Linked DNA regions of Mus musculus: region 2 is linked to region 1. Evidence: chromatin loops called from intact Hi-C (ENCODE). Cell type or tissue: left cerebral cortex. All regions are shown on one strand. Each heading gives the region's core, and the rest is flanking DNA. Links, peaks and the distances in the headings are about the cores only.

Evidence for each region. Peaks named below come from ENCODE experiments on the same cell type or tissue, not always from the same donor. Only the 100,000 strongest peaks of a DNase experiment are listed, where the experiment ranks them.
Region 2: it touches region 1 in a loop (2.0-fold over the local background); 2 of 42 quality-filtered maps call a loop at or near these places.

Annotation. Positions count from the first base shown.
Region 1 is chr10:13,770,994-13,779,334 of GRCm38, reverse strand. The region is part of intron 3 of Aig1 (androgen-induced 1); the gene reads left to right. Among named protein-coding and RNA genes, the nearest start is that of Aig1, 94 kb to the left of the region's middle. In left cerebral cortex, for the core only: no CTCF peak of the experiment used is centred there; DNase peaks (open chromatin) are centred at 2,042, 3,100 and 3,746.
Region 2 is chr10:13,721,760-13,730,100 of GRCm38, reverse strand. The region is part of intron 3 of Aig1 (androgen-induced 1); the gene reads left to right. Among named protein-coding and RNA genes, the nearest start is that of Aig1, 140 kb to the left of the region's middle. In left cerebral cortex, for the core only: a CTCF peak has its summit at 3,306 (motif pointing left); DNase peaks (open chromatin) are centred at 2,254 and 3,126; H3K27ac peaks cover 886 bases.

The DNA of each region.
Region 1 (8,341 bases), core at 328-8,327:
CAGGAACTAGGACATCATGGTTTAGCAGAAGACAATTTGAAGTTAATAACTCTTAAAAGTTCAAATGCTCGCCAAACAAAGCACTTCTGTTTTTACTGCAGGAAAACTATTGTCTTTCCTAACCAGTTCTTAACGCAAAATTATATTTAATGAATTTATTTCTTGTGTTGTAAAAAGGAGTAAAATAATTAGTTAGTTATTTTCATGCATGTGTATACACATGCACACACATATTGTATATATCGTATGTATGTCTGGAACCCATGGAGGTCAGAAAGGGTCAGATCACCTGGAACTAAAGTTAAGGATGGTTATAAACCACATAGTCACTAGGAACCAAAGCCAGGTCCTCTGCAAGAATAAAAATTGCTCTTAATCGCTGGGTCACTTGCCCAGCCCCATAATAGGTATTTTAAAAAGATACCGTTAGCGGCATTTCTGAGCAAATTCTTCTAAGTCTATTTTCCTCCTCCTGCAGTTGAAGCTGAACAATGCCGTCCATTGAGTTGTTTTCCATGTTAACTGCTTACAGCTGCAGAGGTTGCTAATGCATCTCCAGGTCCTCTTCTCTTTGTTTCCCTGGCAATTAGGGCAAGTCTGTTTTTCAGCTGTTCGTTAGGTGTAACATGTGGCTCATAGGCGCTGGGATGGGAGGACTTTACGTGCTCTGGATCCATGCATCATTCATCCTTAATTCAGCAAACTACTCATTGAGAACATTTGAATAACATGCGTCTACACTGACCATGTTCAGACTTTCTCCCTTTGTGTTTGTATGTAAGGAAATAAGGGATTTCAAGTTTAAAGGAAAACAGGCATAGGTTCTATGCTAGTACTATGCTATTTCATATAAGGGACTAAAGCATCCTAGATTTTGTTTTTCACAGGATCTTGGAACCAGACACCAAGAAATGGCTGTATAATCCTTGCTGGTCTAAACAGTAAGAGTTTCCCATTTCGATGTCCTCAGCCTCATTTCCAAATTATGACGGTTGTGTATTATATCAGCTACTGTGACCCAAATGAAGACACTGTTGATAGGTATCAATTTTAAATGAGTCCTATTTCTTAGGAGAAGTCCCAAGGTTTTGCCCATAATTATTTCACACAACTACTTTCACTGTTTAAAAAAAAAAGAAAAGAAACCAGCTTTGTAAGTTCAGTGTTCAGTGATAAATCTTCTGTTTCAGAAGAGTCCGTCATTGTCAGATATTGTAAAATATCTGCCTCTGTAAGTTAGGTGTACTTGGGAACCAAAAGGAGGGAAATGTACCTTTTCCAGATACTCCTATGTATATACCAACAAGTTCTGTGCTCACTTTTATAGTACAAAGAGCTTTGTTTATTCCCCATAATTAATATCTTAGGGAGGTTTACTATTTTATAGATTTGTGAAATTTCTTGTAGGATATAAGGATATGTATGTATGTATGTATGCATGTATGTATATTTGCCAGAAACCTGCAAGGGAGTTCAAATAAATTGTACCTGAACTAAAACCTAGCCGCCCTTCCAATGTCACTGCTTTTGCAGTATACACTCAAAATCAGCTGCTCAGCATGCCCATGGAACAGAATGACAGCTGGTAGGAACGGGGCACATACATCAAGTTTGATGATCTATGTTGGAAATAGACATTCTCATGCAACTGCTGGAACATGGTAGTCCCAATATTGCTGAGTGTTTTCTCTCTTTGTTCAGATATCAGCTCAACAGTTGAAACAGACTTAGAGTAACAGTTGTTCAACATGGATGGTCTGGAGGCTGGTAGCCCATGTTTTCTCATGAGGCTCTAGAGCCAGCTCTCTCATCTGGCTGCTGTTGGATCCTCTAAGTTTTATCATCATCTTTGTACAAGCCATTTGTAGGGAGCATGTGAAAGAAGAAAGCATCCCAAGTTGCACATCACCTTTGCTCACCAGAGTTGCCTGGTTCCACAGATACGACACAGTAGGGGAGTCAAAGAAGTAGCATTCTTAAGTGCCAGTAGTTGTACCTTTTAGAGGAAAGGGAATAAGAGCCACTGTGGGGCGGTGACAGACTTTGACACATACTTCCTTCCCACTCCTTGATGAAGGTGCTAATAAAAAAGTTCCAGAACACATGAAGTAGAAAAGGGAAGGAAAGAAGCCACGGAGACAAAATAGATTAAATGGGGAACATGTTATTGATTTAAGCAGGGTACTGGGGAAAAAGCTATTCTTTCTTATTTTATGTATATTTGAAACATTCTGCAATAGAAGTTAAAGAAATTCTGGATCTAAAAAATAAAAACAATCTTTGGCTGTGCTTCGGTGTTCACTGACCTCGTATGAACTCCATTGAAGTCCTTCCTAAAGTTTTCAGGGCGTTGTTCTTCTGAGTGAATATTTGTGCTCATCGATTTTATTTTTATAGAAAGAACTTGTTAACAGTTTGCTTTTGGGTTAATTAAATAAAACCTTCCTGATTTCTCCGTGTAGTAATAAAGGGGATGCCAGGTGAGTTTGATGAGGCCCCTTTCGGTGAATAGAATCTAGAATAGACGATAAGACATTCCCTCAAACCTCACTGAAGAAAAATAGACTAGAAGGCCTGTGTTAGATCACATCACACTGAAAAGATCAACAAAAGATTCTTGGATAGGATGTTCTAAACCGTGATGGAAAAGTAAGCTTTTGACCGATGCAGGTGGTTCAGAGAAAAGTCTGGGTAGAGACCACCAAGAGAGAGGCTCCTGGCCAAAGATCATGAGCAGGCCTCTTGCCGACAGCCAACACAGGCACGGGGATTTTATTATGAGTACCTAGAAGTCTCATTTAAAAACAAGACAGTAAATAAGGAAGAGGCTTTGCAAGACTGATGCTTGTACAGGGACTTGTAGCTGTGAGAGTCTGTTGATGAAACAAACATCTCTCACAGTGTTGGGATGTACAGGCTGATGTGGGTGGTGGATGGCTGAAGCTGATAGCCGAAGCTGGAGGCAGATGAGTTTGCTGCTAACGAGACTGGGGGGAAGATTGCTTTGAAAGCCAGGTTTGTTAGCAAATGGGAGTCCTGATGACTGCATCACAATGGAAATGATGTAATGATTTCAGTTGACATTAACGATGGTGTGAGTCATGGGTATAAGAATCTCTCTACTCTCCTCCCCTGCCCCTGCTCACACTCACACACTGAGTTCTCAGTACTATATTTGTGGGTATGTAGGTGTGTCCATGGAGACCAGAGGAGGATGTCACATGTCCCCCCTCCATCTCTTTTTACCTTATTCCTTTGAGGCAGGAATATAGCACTGATTTGGAGGTTGGGGGTGGGGACAGCAAGAGAGCTAGACTCACAACCATCCAGCAGCTCTCTTTACCAGGACTGAGGGGCAGAACTCTCAGGGACTGCCATGCTAAGTGCTGCTGTGCTATTCAGTATTTCCTACATCTCTTGACTCTGTGCAATTTTTAAAAACTTAATTGGCTCTTCCACAACAGTGTCTCTGGTTTTCTTCTAGAGACTACTCTAATTTCCTTGTAGGTCCCTCCTCCATAGAATACTCACAGGACCAAGGCTAGGCTCCAACCCAGTTTCCTAGCAGTCATGCACACACACACACACACATGCACGCACTCCTGCACACACACATAGGCACCACACTGCACACTTCCACTTTCTTAAAATATTTGAAGCATGAACTCACTTGGGTTGTAACTCACCATGTTACTCAAGATGGCCTCATACAACAGTCACCCTGCTTGGGCTACCACCTCCTCCCCTCTGAGCTGGGAATGTAAGTATGAGTCGCAATGATCCATTGGATTACTCAAGGACATTTTATATGCAACATCCAAAATTGAAACATGGACCCTTGTGCCCTTCCCAAACCTGCTGTCTGTCTCAGTAAATACCATCACCATCTCCTTTGCTACTCAAGCCATCAGAGAGAATCATTAGTTTACAAAGATTGAAACTCCATTCTACAACCCCACTGGGATGCCCTGAGCAAAAGCTATGGCTTTAGTAATGTTATTTGCCCAGAATGTTCCTTAATATAACTGAGTTGTATATATAGTCCCGAAAAATAGGAATTTCTGATGTAACTTCACTGTAGCCCAGCAGTTGGATACAGGCACCCATGACCTGTTCCTTCAAAGGTGAAGCTGGCTATGAACTACCAGCTGTAAAAGAAAGTTGTGGGCTACTTATGGTGAATAAGCAACCACATGTGGCAATAGCACCAATTCCAGTGGGCCACAGAAATCCGTGAAATGTGGATGTTCTTCTTGTCTAGAAATTAGAAATCTGTTGCAGCTGTCTGGTGAGGAATGGGAGGTCATTTTCTTCCAATTCCGTCAGGACAGAAGGGGAATGCAGTTAAAGCCCCTCCCCTCCCCCACATCACATGAGGCTGTTTTCTTGGGAAAGACAATGATTTAGAGAAATAGAAAGTTCTTTTACCACATTGGGAGCTAGCAAGGTATTGTAAATGTAGTTAGTGATGTCCCTACCCCTTTCCTACATCTTCTTCCACATCAAACCTAACTGCTGATGCCTGGATCTTCCCGTGCACCAGGGCACTGTCCGAGTGAGCTCACCGAAGTCCTAAGAAGCCCTGAGTTAATTATGTCGCCATAATCGAGAACTGAGGCCTGAGAAGCTGGTGATTGGCCCACGCAAGAAGCTAATGCAAAGCCAGGCTCCAAATTCAGCCTATGGCACTCGTAATGCTGTGTTGCAGAGAAACAACCTCTGAGTGTCTTCATTACCTTGCTGAGGTTGTGTTGTTGATGTAAGATGTACCACCAATATAATTTAGTAGCAGTTTTTAGTAGAGTTCTGGGAATAAAATAAGTACTCCCAAATCAGTGTAGTTAGACCGGGTTTCTCTTCCAAAACTCTAACCACTGTTTTGGGCTCTTTTCTTCTTGATAGTTCCCTTTTATCTCATGTCCAGAAGGCTTTTAGCTCAAGGTACAAGCTACTCGCAGAAAATGGGTAAATTCTTGGTTATCGTCTTCTGAAATCAGGTCTTACAACTCAAGAGATTGGAGAGTTGGGGTTTTGTTTTGTGTGCCTTTTAATAATAAGACAATTTTTCGAAAGGCAAACAGACACTCTTTCCCTGTGGAGGACAGCCTTTCAGTCCCATCAGCAGAAGATTTCGGGAGAAGAAAATATGACGTTGGACAGCCTTCCTGTCCCGGGGTTGACCAGTTAGACCTTGGCAGAGGAATCTCTTGTTTAGATGCTTTGGGCCCTCCTCTCCTTCACTTCTACTTCTGGGTCTATGAAGATTGGAGGGTGGAGTACCAGGATGGCTGAGGTGGTTGGTGGCTAGCCTCCTGGGCTCTCAAATGCTAAATCCAATAACATGGCCGCAGGCTTCCCAAATTTCATCAGAAAGGAAGACCCAGAACACAGCTGACTCATTTCCCCAGCAGTCTATACACAGCCTCACTGACACATTTCTGCTATTACGCCTGCCTCCACCTTTACGAACATCAGAATTGTCAGGGAAATCCCATGGTACAGGGGATCTGGATCTTGAATTCTGGAACATTCTCAGGAAGGAAGCAAACATGAAACAACATTCAACAGCAGAGTGTTTAGGATGGGTTGAGGATAGAAAGATCTGGATTCACGGTTTCCCCAGAGATTGTCCTGGGAGGGGAACAGAGGGCCTACGTGTCCTGGTAAGAGTACGCCATCAACAGATTTAATGAGGTTCCCTGTGCCAAGTAATGTCACCAGGGAGAGCAGTGTGGGTAGAAGTCCGACAAGGATGAGCAGGAGCAAGAGAGCCAAGGGCAATGATGGACCCGTAAGTGCTCCCCCACTGTGCCATGGTGCATGTGTCCCTTCTTAGGACTTAGATCCTAATATTCCATGAGGGGGCAGGGGAAGGAAAGCAGAAGTGGGAATTGGGAAGAGGGAGGGGAACTAGAGTGTCAAGTTGACTGTGCTTAAGTTAGAATTTAACAGAAATAGTGAACAATTGGATTTCATTTCCTGCCTGTAGTTTTAGAGGCAAAGTGGCCGAAGATCACATAGTTACACAACAAGCCTTTCAATGACACAGCCAGACAGCCTGGCTTTTATATGCATACTCTACACGGTCAAGCTGTGCTATACCATTCTCGACTCAACTCTGCTCCACTCACGTTTCCCACAATCAAGCGGAATGGCTCAAGACCTAAGTTAAATTACGTTACGTGTGCAACGTAGTCTCTCCATCTGTCCCACTGCTACATTATCCATATCTTACTCCACTATGGCAAATACTTCCAAATTTCCCCATGAATGTCACCAGAATGAAGGGAAACTTGAAGAGGGGGTGGTGTACACATGCATGTATGTGGAGGGGCTGGTGGTGGGCTCTGTTGTCCAGCATATGTGAAACCAGAGGCAAATGTTGGGGTGCTTTCTCTGGCTGTTCCTCCATACTGTTTTTCAGACAGACTCTCTTTCTGAACCTGGCACTTGCTGTTTTGGCTAGACTAGCTAGCCGATGAGTCACAGAGATTGGCCTCTTCTCTCTCCTGGTGCTGGAGTTATAGATGGGTACCTCTGAGTCTGGCTTTGACTTGGTACTAGGGATCTGAACTCAGGTCCTCGTGTTTCTTCAGCAAGCATTTAGCCATTGAACCATCTCTCTACCCTGAGTAGAACTTTATAAGAGACAAAAGTCAATGCTTTGTTACTTGTGACACTGAGTGTCGTGTTCCTTGACATGCTACAACAGCTTTGAAACATGTATTACTGAGATGAAACCTCATGGAAGGGAATTCAGTCAAGAACATATGGCTAGATGGTATGGCCTTTGAGGCCCTTCCTGACTTTGAAATCCTCCCATTTCAGAATGGAAGCTGTGAAGGCCAGATTGTAGAGTGGGAAGGGAGAACACAGAAGCTGTAGGGATAGACCCCTGTGTATGATGCTGGCTACCATGGAGGGAGGCAGATTTTTGGATATATTTTGCCAGAATGGAGGGAAGACTTAATACAGGAGAAGATTGAACAGATTTGTAACTGAACTAGGAACCAGAAGGAAAATAAATGCTAGAAGTACCCTGTTTATCACTGTATAACAAACTACTCTCGTCCTTCTCATGGAAGTGGGATGCATTTACAGTACCATATCATAGATGCTTGAAACCAAAGAGAGTAATTAGTCATAAGTGTATTGTATCTTTCCTATGTATTTATACCACCATGCAGTTTTATTTTATAGATCAGGCACTGTAAGAAATGAATAACAGCTAAAACTAAAACAGCTGCTATATTCTCTAATAAAAGTCATGTGAACATGGTCTCTCTCAGAATACCTCTGTACTCTCCTCAGCCTTCTTATAACAATATGAAGAACATAAACCATTTTTACATCAGAAGTCTGACTTGGCTAAATGACATGCTCAGAACGACATGCTGTTTGAGACCTGTGAGTTTTTTTTTTTCTGGAATTTTTAAAGCTTCAGACTACGATTGATTGACTATAGGCATTAAAACCATGTCATGTAGGGAGTGGATAAGATGGACGCTTGTGCCCCCAACATCAGTTGCTTTGAGGAACCATTTTCTGTACCTCAGGACTAACTAGGTGTGTAATTATGTGGGGTGACTCTTGTTACACACATTATCAACGTTGGGTGAATTTAGCTAGCATGATCTTGTCCATTCATAGAATGGCTAAAAGCCTATGCACAGCTATAACTATGTACAGACTTCCTATACGTGGCTTTGCCCCTCCTCGGGGTAGCTTACATTCTTCCTGGCAGTTTATAATTACCAGAGCTATATGGCAAGAGATTGGTCAAAACTACAGTGCTTCTGAAGACCTGCTTCAGAATCCCAGAGCATTCCTTTCAGTACAGCTCGTGGCCCATCAGGACTGGCTTGGATTCAAGGGAAAGGGAGCTGGATGCTTCTTCTCAGGGGATAGCCTAGCAAGCCCAGAGCAAAAGTATAGCAGTTACCTCTAGAACCATAGCAGGATGCGTCTGCCTTGAAGAAGAAAGTAGTTCAGGCAGAGATTTCAATATAAAGTACAATTTGGAAGAACTTATCTTCAGAGAGTTCAAGCCATCTGGGACTATCCAGGAGGAGCCTGTCACTCCATGAAGGCTCCACTTCCTGCTTTCTTGCTGTCCACAGATGTCACCTCCAGGTTGTTTCTTCATTCTCACAGGACCCATGTCACTGATCCACTGGTGTGGTCCACAGGCTTCTGTATAAAAGCACTGTGGCCTAACTGTCTGACTTACATTGTCTATGTTCTTGGCATGTCTCATGGGAGATGCCCAACTCTTGGTGGTATTTTTACAGCCCTAGAAAATCAGTTGAGCTGTGGCTTGCTTCCCAGAGCTGACCAACCA
Region 2 (8,341 bases), core at 71-8,070, 49 kb after region 1:
TGCTTTACCTGTGGTAAAATGCAGACCTTCTGCAGGTTTATTGAAAGTTTAGCAACGAGAAGCATAGACCTTCGAGACGTAGGGTTTGTGTTCATGTCACAAAGATCAAGGTTCGAGTCCTGGCTTCTACTTAACAATCACCTCTGTGTAAGGAAATTACTGAAGACCTCTGAGTTTCCTTCAGGCTTCTCCTCAGAGTTAGCTAGGAATTAAACTCGATGATTCATTCCACACAGAAACTGGGATACAAAAATTTAGTTCTGAATGTTACTATGTGAAGTATACCAATAGTTAATCTCTGCCAAGGAACTTAAATGTGTCTTACATGTTCAAACTCATGTAGCCTCAATAACCGTATGAAAGAACCCCATTTTTAAAAACAATTAGCCAACTGAAATTAGAGGAGAGAGTGTTCTCAAAGGATCATCCTCGTTTTCAGTACCAGTCCTTAGAGCAGAATTGTGAATTACTCCAAATTTACAGACTTGCTAGAAGGTCTCATACTCAAGAAAGCTGTTATATCCATCATTATGATTTATTAAGAAGAAAGGCACTGCTAAAGTCAGCCAGTGGATGAGGTGTGTGGAGCAGAGCCTTCTAGCAAATTCCAGGAGTGTGGCTAGCAAATTCCAGGGGTGGGGCTAGCAAATTCCAGGGGTGGGGCTTGTATTGTCCTTGCTCTCTAGTTTTGCCAACTAGGAAACTCATGTGAGCTTTGGGGGGTCAGGGTTCTAGTGTAACCCAATCATGGACTACAGTGTAGGTGATCTTTAGTTTCTAGTTCTTTCTGGAGGTAGAACTGATAGTAGCCGTGTTATCCTTCTAAGCACAATGTCCAAATACTGAGAAATTTTGAAGGGAAATTTCATCTTGATCCAAGGTTTCAGAGATTTCATCACAGGTATAGCTTGTTCTGTTGCTTTTGAGCCAACAGGAAGGCTGCTGAATATAGTAGCAAGGATCATCTGGTAAGGCAAAATGCTCACCTCATGGAGGAGGCTGGGAAGCAAAAAAGAAAGGGCAGACCAGAGTCCTAAGATCTACCTCAGACATATGCCACCAAGGCCCTAACTTCCTCAGTGAAAGCCCTGCTTCCTAGGGAATTCCATCACATCCCTTCCAGTAGTGGCAAGCCTTCAGCAAACTCACCTTTGGGGACCATTTAACACACAAACAACGGCAGTGGCCCAAAGTCCTCACTGTAAGTCACATTGTGAAGATGTCTGAAAACCTTTGTACCGAAGGAAATCAGTTCTATTAGCAGGACATCTCAAGGTCCTGGAGAACAATATCCAAGGGCAATGGCCTACCTCTAGTAAAGCTGAGTTTTCACTGCTAATGTTATTTGCATGTGATAGGGGAAGAAATGGAAGCAGGAACAGGCACGAAGTCCTGAGCTAGTCATTTAGAGCTAAGATCTAAACCCAGGCAGTCCTTCTCAGAGACAAGAAAACATTACTTTCTGCTGCCTACAGAAGTCCATTGATTCATGTGAAAGCAGAATCCTGGTAAATGGTAGGTCCTGGATTGGAGCCCCAGTGGATCTAATTTAGGGTTTCTTGATCTTTTTGTATCTCTCTGCCCCTTATTTTTGCAAAAGTATGAGGGCATCTCTGAACATTGTTCATAGACTCGGTACTTCCTTGATGAGGTTGCTAGAAGCCCCCATTGGTAAACTAAGCCTTGCGTACTAGCATCAATCTTGAAAGTGAACCTGCGAGATTTCCTGGGAGTTCTTAAACCAGTAGGAGTGAACAGGTTTGTACTAGCCTTGATAATAATGTTATCCGTAATACCAACATTTCTGTGGAGTCGGTACGGGGGGAAGAGGGGATGGGGGAGTGTGTGGGGGGTTAAGTAGCAGAACTTATCAACACAGTTGTGCAAGTTTGAAGCCAGAAGATATTGATTGTCTTGTGCTCAGCCCATTTAAGGATTAAGGAATCAGAGTTAGGACTGGCATCCATTCCATAGATTCCATCTTAGCTATGTGTATCAGAGATGTACTCCCTCACATGGTTTTGAATGCACAGTTATAACTTGGAGGCTGTCTCCAATACCCTGAGATTTAGGGTGTAATTATAGAAACCAAGCTACAGCTTGTTTCTTTAAAGACAGTCTCTCAGCTCCTTGTCAGGCCCTGGTAGTGTTTTGTAGTGTGGTAGGAGGACAGCCATCCTCCCCACCACCCTCAGAGAGCAGCTTTTCTAGGTGGCCACTGCAAACACAGAAGAGATCATTGATGAAAATCAAAGGGGCGGGCGCCTCCCACCCGCACAGCTGATGTGCCGTGTGCAAGGCCAGCTCATCCCTTCAGCTGGAGTGAAGCTCTGTGAGTTAAATAAAGCAAAAACTCAGTGCACTTCCCCCTCCTCTCCCTCCTCGATGCATCAGTGAATCGGAGCCTTTAATCAGAGTTTCCCAAAGGAAGTCAGAAGCAACTAGATTTTTTTTAAACTGTTATAGGGTATTCAGGAGCATGGAGACCATCTCAAGGAGAGTGGGTCTGAGACAATGTCGTTGCCATCTAATAACCTAAACTTGTCAGAAGATGGGAGGCCAAACTATTCTTTATTACCAGTTCCAACTCCTAAGGCAGTTCCCTTCTTTAAGGGGAAATGGAGCAGCCAACTACCACTTATGTTTAATTTGGGTTTGTAAGAGGGGCTCTTCTGTTACTTAAAAAGGAAAGAACACGCAATGAAATCATGTGAACATGTTAAAAATTACAGAAAGTGCACCACAAAGTAATTTGAGTTTTTATCGACCCTATTACAGTTTTTATGGTGTTTTCACACTTCGTGTTAATGGCCATGGCTGCAAAGGCCCCCAAAGTTTCTTCCAAGTGTTCTCGTACTTGGATCTCTCACCGTATCTTCGTTTCTGTGAAGATGAAAAGATGGCTGGAAGATGTTCCCTCAATATATTGTCACAGTGGCAATAATCAGTCCATGTTTGTGGACACCAATGAAAAGTATACACTTCTCATAGGTCGTGAGAGAGAAATGAGTGTAGGTTGCTAATGTAGCCACAGTAAGTGGGAGAGCACGAGACATCATATGTATGACCTGCTAGGTAGCATCACAGCCAGGCTTACACACAAGCGAAGTTGGTAACGGTTAAGGCCAACACTGAGCCCGAGCTGCTCGAGCTGCTCATACTTCTCAGGTCTTCTGTCCCTGACCTCCTTGTGTGCACTGCTGGTGTCAGGGCTGCTGCTAAGCACTTCTCCATAGTGTAGCTTCCAGAGCTACACCTGTCTCAACCCGAGGGCTGATTGCTGCCCTCTTCTGTCTCCTGCTGCAGCTCCACAAATTTGTTAATGCTCTTTGTATGCCACGTATTTAAAGTCTCTGCAAGCAAGGATGTAATGTACAGCGGAGCATGTACAGCCCTAGGTCCAATGATCAGAAACAAATGAGTGAGTGATCTCAAACAGCAGGTATGGGAATACATAGGTGAGAGAAAGAGAGGTAGAGGGAGGGAGGGAGAGAGGGAGGGAGGGAAAAGGACAGAGATGGAGAAGGGGAGGAGGAGGGGGAGACAGAGAGCAGAAGGGAGAGAGAGAGAGATTAGGGAGTGGGAAGAAACAAGGAGGAGAGAACAGAGAATGGTGGGCACCACTGTGACTGTGCAGAGGGAGGGGCATTCGGCCAGTGGCAGTGCTCTCTGAGCCCCAGCGAAATCATCTGTCCTAGCTCAGTATGTGTGAACCCTGTGCACACAGCCCAGTTTCTCCATTGTCTTTCTCCACAATCCTTGTCACTGGTATCTTCATATCTGTCCATTCCTTTCTCCAGTCCTGGAAAGAATCACATGGTCTTTCCTTGTTTAAATGTTTTCATTCCAAGTACTCTGGTTTGGACACAAGATAAGTAAAATGTCCAGTCAGGACATTGTAATCTCAAGACATCTTATTTGTGGCTTATGTTGAAACAAACTTAAAAAAAAAAAAAAGCATCCATACATAATAATTTGCAGAATCTAGAATGTGATCTGTATGTGGCAAAAAATAGAATTAAGTTGAAGATTTTTCATGGAGTTTATCCTAGATAACTCGAAGAAAGGGAGCCATCACAGTATCTGTTCATGGGAAAGCCAGAGGGAAAGTAGAGAGATCCAAAAGAGTTGGAGTCCATGCACCGCAGTGGCAGAGATAGAATTGCCACTACACGACAAGGTTGCTAGCATCGTCCAGAGTCCAGAGTAAACAAGCTTAGATTCTCCCCATCAAGGCCTGTGGTGGTCGAAGCCCTGCAGAACTGTGATGCCTGATTTAAGCTTTCTAGAAATACAATAGAATACATTTTCTTTGTTTTAACCTCTACTGTGATCATTTCTTTAGCAGCCTGTCTCAGCTCATCTTCCAGCATCTACTGAGTGCTTTACACACACACACACACACACACACACACACACACACACACATACACACACAAAGTTTATAAGGCTCACAATTATGAGGTCTGGGACATCCAAGAGCATAGTGCCACTACTCAACTAGGTCTAGTTGCTGCATCTTGGCATGGAGGAAACCAAGAGAGCATTTGCCAGCTGTAGAAGACAGTGCCCAAACTAATTTCTTATCAGACACTCCAGAAATAACGCACTCACCTCAGAGATAACAGTGTAAATCCATTTTGGATGGCAGGCAGAGTGTACAACCTAATCACTCCTTAAAAGCCCCAGCTCTTCACATTGTTACAATGGCAAGCATGTTTCTGCATTAGGGCCACCCTCAGCCATAGGAAATTAACACAGGCATTGATCTGTATTTGTTTTATCAAGCAACGGGTGTCATAATGGCGTTTTTATTCATGGACACCATATTTTTGCCATATTCATCCTTCATTACCTTCTCCTGTCTACCCTCTACTAATATTCTCTTCCTTTTTCCTAGTATTAGTGAGAACCAGTCTGAACATAAAATAATGCCACACATAGCCATTCTCTAAATATAGATATAGCCATGTTCCCTTTTGTTCTGTGAAAAAAAAGTGGGGGGGTGTTCTTACTTTCTTATAGGAATGGTAGAATTGGATTTGAGGTCTTACCGCCCATCTGTAAGACAAATTTTGGCACAGATATACTAAATATGATGCTACCCCAACTACTTTACCCAATTTTTACTTATGCTAGCATTGTCCTGTGAGACTATGTTTTCCAAACTGCAAGGTGTGACCTTGGGCCATGTTCTCTGATAAGTGGGATCTTCAGTATTGTCACATAGTGATGATATGGTCACTGCTGTCAGTAACTCACAGTCACTTCATATGATGCAAATGTGCAGGCTGTTCTCAGATGAAATATATAGGCATGGGCTCATGCTGACCAACAATGTATAACTATCCTATGGAGTCTTCAGTATTTGGAGTTAAAAATAATCTAAATATTTCAACAGACAAACTCATTATCAAAGTAGTTAGACTATATAATTCAAGGAATCATTTCTAACTATCCTTAAATTCTTAAAACTAAATAAGACTTCTACCCCCAACAGCACAGTTTCCCATCTCCGGAAGCTCCCGCTTGCTCTTCTGTTTTTATTCAATCCCATGAGTTCTAATAACAGTTCTCCCTGCTGCTCAGGGTAGAAAACTTTCTGTGTTAGGCCTGCAGCAAAAACTCTTTTAAATTTTCATACTCATCAAAGTCACACCCTTTCCAGTTTTGAAGTCTCTTTTTGCCCTGTCACTGATGGGGAGTGCCTTGAGCTCAGTTCCCAATGACCTGCAGCTCTTCAAAGGCTGGTCCCCTTCTGCTCAAGAAGAAAGTGCATCTTGAAACCAAAAGGTTCCTACATCACCTGGGTCTGCTAGCTTAGGATGCAGTAAACAAAAGACGAATAGGGGTTCTTGCTCATTATGGAGAGAGCTGGGGAAAATGGAGAAAACCGAAGCCGTTTCAAGGATGTGACTTATATCAAAGGTCTTTAACATGCCTGGTCCCACTGAAAGTAGCACCTAGAATTGTCTATGCATAAATGGAACTTTTGGAGTAAGTTGGCTTCCCAGGGGGATCATGGGAAATGTAAGACAGCCATTTAAATTGGATCCTTCCTCTGGCATGTGATGAAATCAAACCCTGGGCTTCCTGCTGGTGGGTCTGGGCAGATGTCTCTAAACACAACCTGAGGAGCAAACTCTGGAGTGCTTTTTTTTCCTCCTTCTCCTCCTCCTTTTATTCTCTGTGTTGTTGTTGTTGTTGTTGTTGTTGTTGTTTCTTCCTGTTCTTAAGTGTTGATTCTAGGCTGTCCAATTGATTCTGTTATTTTGTTTTGTTTTTTCAATTTGAGTTGCATGGGTGGATGCATGGATGGATGGATGCATGGATGGATGATGTAGCTATAGTACAGAATGTCTTGGTTTGCCTTCTAGGAAAGCCATTAATAGAGTTGTACTGCACTATCGAAGCACTGGAAAGGAGGCTCTTCCTGTACCATAAGACATGCTATTTCCATCTAATGTATGGATGAAGAAAAGTTGCTGGGAAATGGATGGCATTAAAAGCTAGGGCATTTTAACGAAGAAATTCAATATGAATGCTACTTTAAACATTATTCCCATCTCTTTATCAACCACACCACCCTGAATGCACCCTATCACGTTTGATCTCAGAAGCTAAGCAGGCTCTGGCTTGACTAAAGTTACTTGCACCGCTGTCTTCTGTCTTTTCAAGGCTGCATTTTAGTTGGGTCCGTTTGTATGCTTATCTCTAAAGCCACTGTTTTATTGTACACTGGGACTGCTGACTGACATCTCAAACCCAAACAATGGATCTTTATTTGCCATCAATAAATTCAATCTTGATAGATTTAGCCATTTTTCTTGCACGGTGATTTTTCAATTTCTGCCTGAGTTATTGAGCTCTCAATCCAAACAAAATCTTCTGCAGATGCCAAGCAAATAAAAATGGAACAGTTACAGCTGAACGAGAGGAGGAAGGGGGGTCCTCTAAGATGAACGACCAACATAAAATTCCCCATTTCATCTGCAGTTTGTAGCAGATTCTTGCCCTGTGTGCTTACCATTTTGCATATGCTAAAATATCAGAAGGGAAAAATTATGTTCTCTTAAAAAACAAAGTCTGGAACCTATCTGCTTTGTTTCACCACAAACTCTTATAAAAGTGTCAACAATAGATAGAAACATTGAGATAACTCTTCACTTTCTCTCTTTAGGACAGCTGGGGGTGGGGCTGTAAATCCTAAGATCTTATGATTGGCTTTGATGACACTTTAACCTTTGCTCTTATTTTCACCAAATAAGTATATAAGTAGAGGGCACAAAAACTCACACCTTTAAAATGTACGACTTGCCCATAACTGGCTATTTTTTGAAAGAATTGTGTCAAAGGTCTTTGTTATTTTTTGTTTGGTTTGTTCTCACAACAAGATCCCGTGTAACTCAGGCTGACCCCAAATTCGAAAGTAGCCAAGGAAGACCTCGAATTCCTGATCCTGCCGTGTCTGCAGTTCTGGGGTGATAGGAAGGCACCACCAGGCATGCTTTCTGCAGAAGTCGACATTCTTGAACTCTCATACTTCAGGATAGGGTGTTTTTCAAAGGCTTTTTGTTTGATTATTTTAAAAGATGTATTCATATTTTTTTATGATTGCCTACGTGCATGTGTGTGTGTGCCACATGTGTATCTGATGTTTTCACAGATGGCAGAGATATTCAGAGCCCCTGGAACTGGAGTTCAGGATGGTTGTGAGCTACCATGTGGGTGCTGGGAACCAAGCCTAGGTCCTCTGCAAAAGCAGCCAGTGCTCTTAACCACCGAGCCTCTCATCCAGCCCTATACCTACTTTTGAACTTCCCCTTTTGTATGAAGTCTGCATTACTGTTTTGTTTCTCGAAAGATTTCTGGCTCCGAAGGCCCGGCAAGGAAACAAAGGTGCCGGGCTTCAATTATCTGCTCTTATTCCTGAAGACCTTGTAAACTGAGTTTTTAATATGCTGCTGTAACTTAAAACACACGGACCTTTGTATCTGGAGTCATTGTTAAGGTTCTGGGTACAATAGTGTCATGAGGACACGGAACTATTTCATTCCTCTTTAGATACACACACACACACACACACACACACACACACACACACACACACACACACGTGCTTTTAAGCCCTGTCAACTGGAATAAACCTTGATAACCCCTCTGTGTGTTCTCATTCTCACCTGCACCTAGGAGTGTCTACAGATGGAGATGATTTTTAAAGTGTGCGCTTTAATGAGCAACTGAGGTCCTAAATATTCATCACTTCATACGTAAATATTCATCACTGCAACATTAAGTGCTGTGTGGTGGTTCTGCTTTTTATAATTGGGATTTTGTAAGT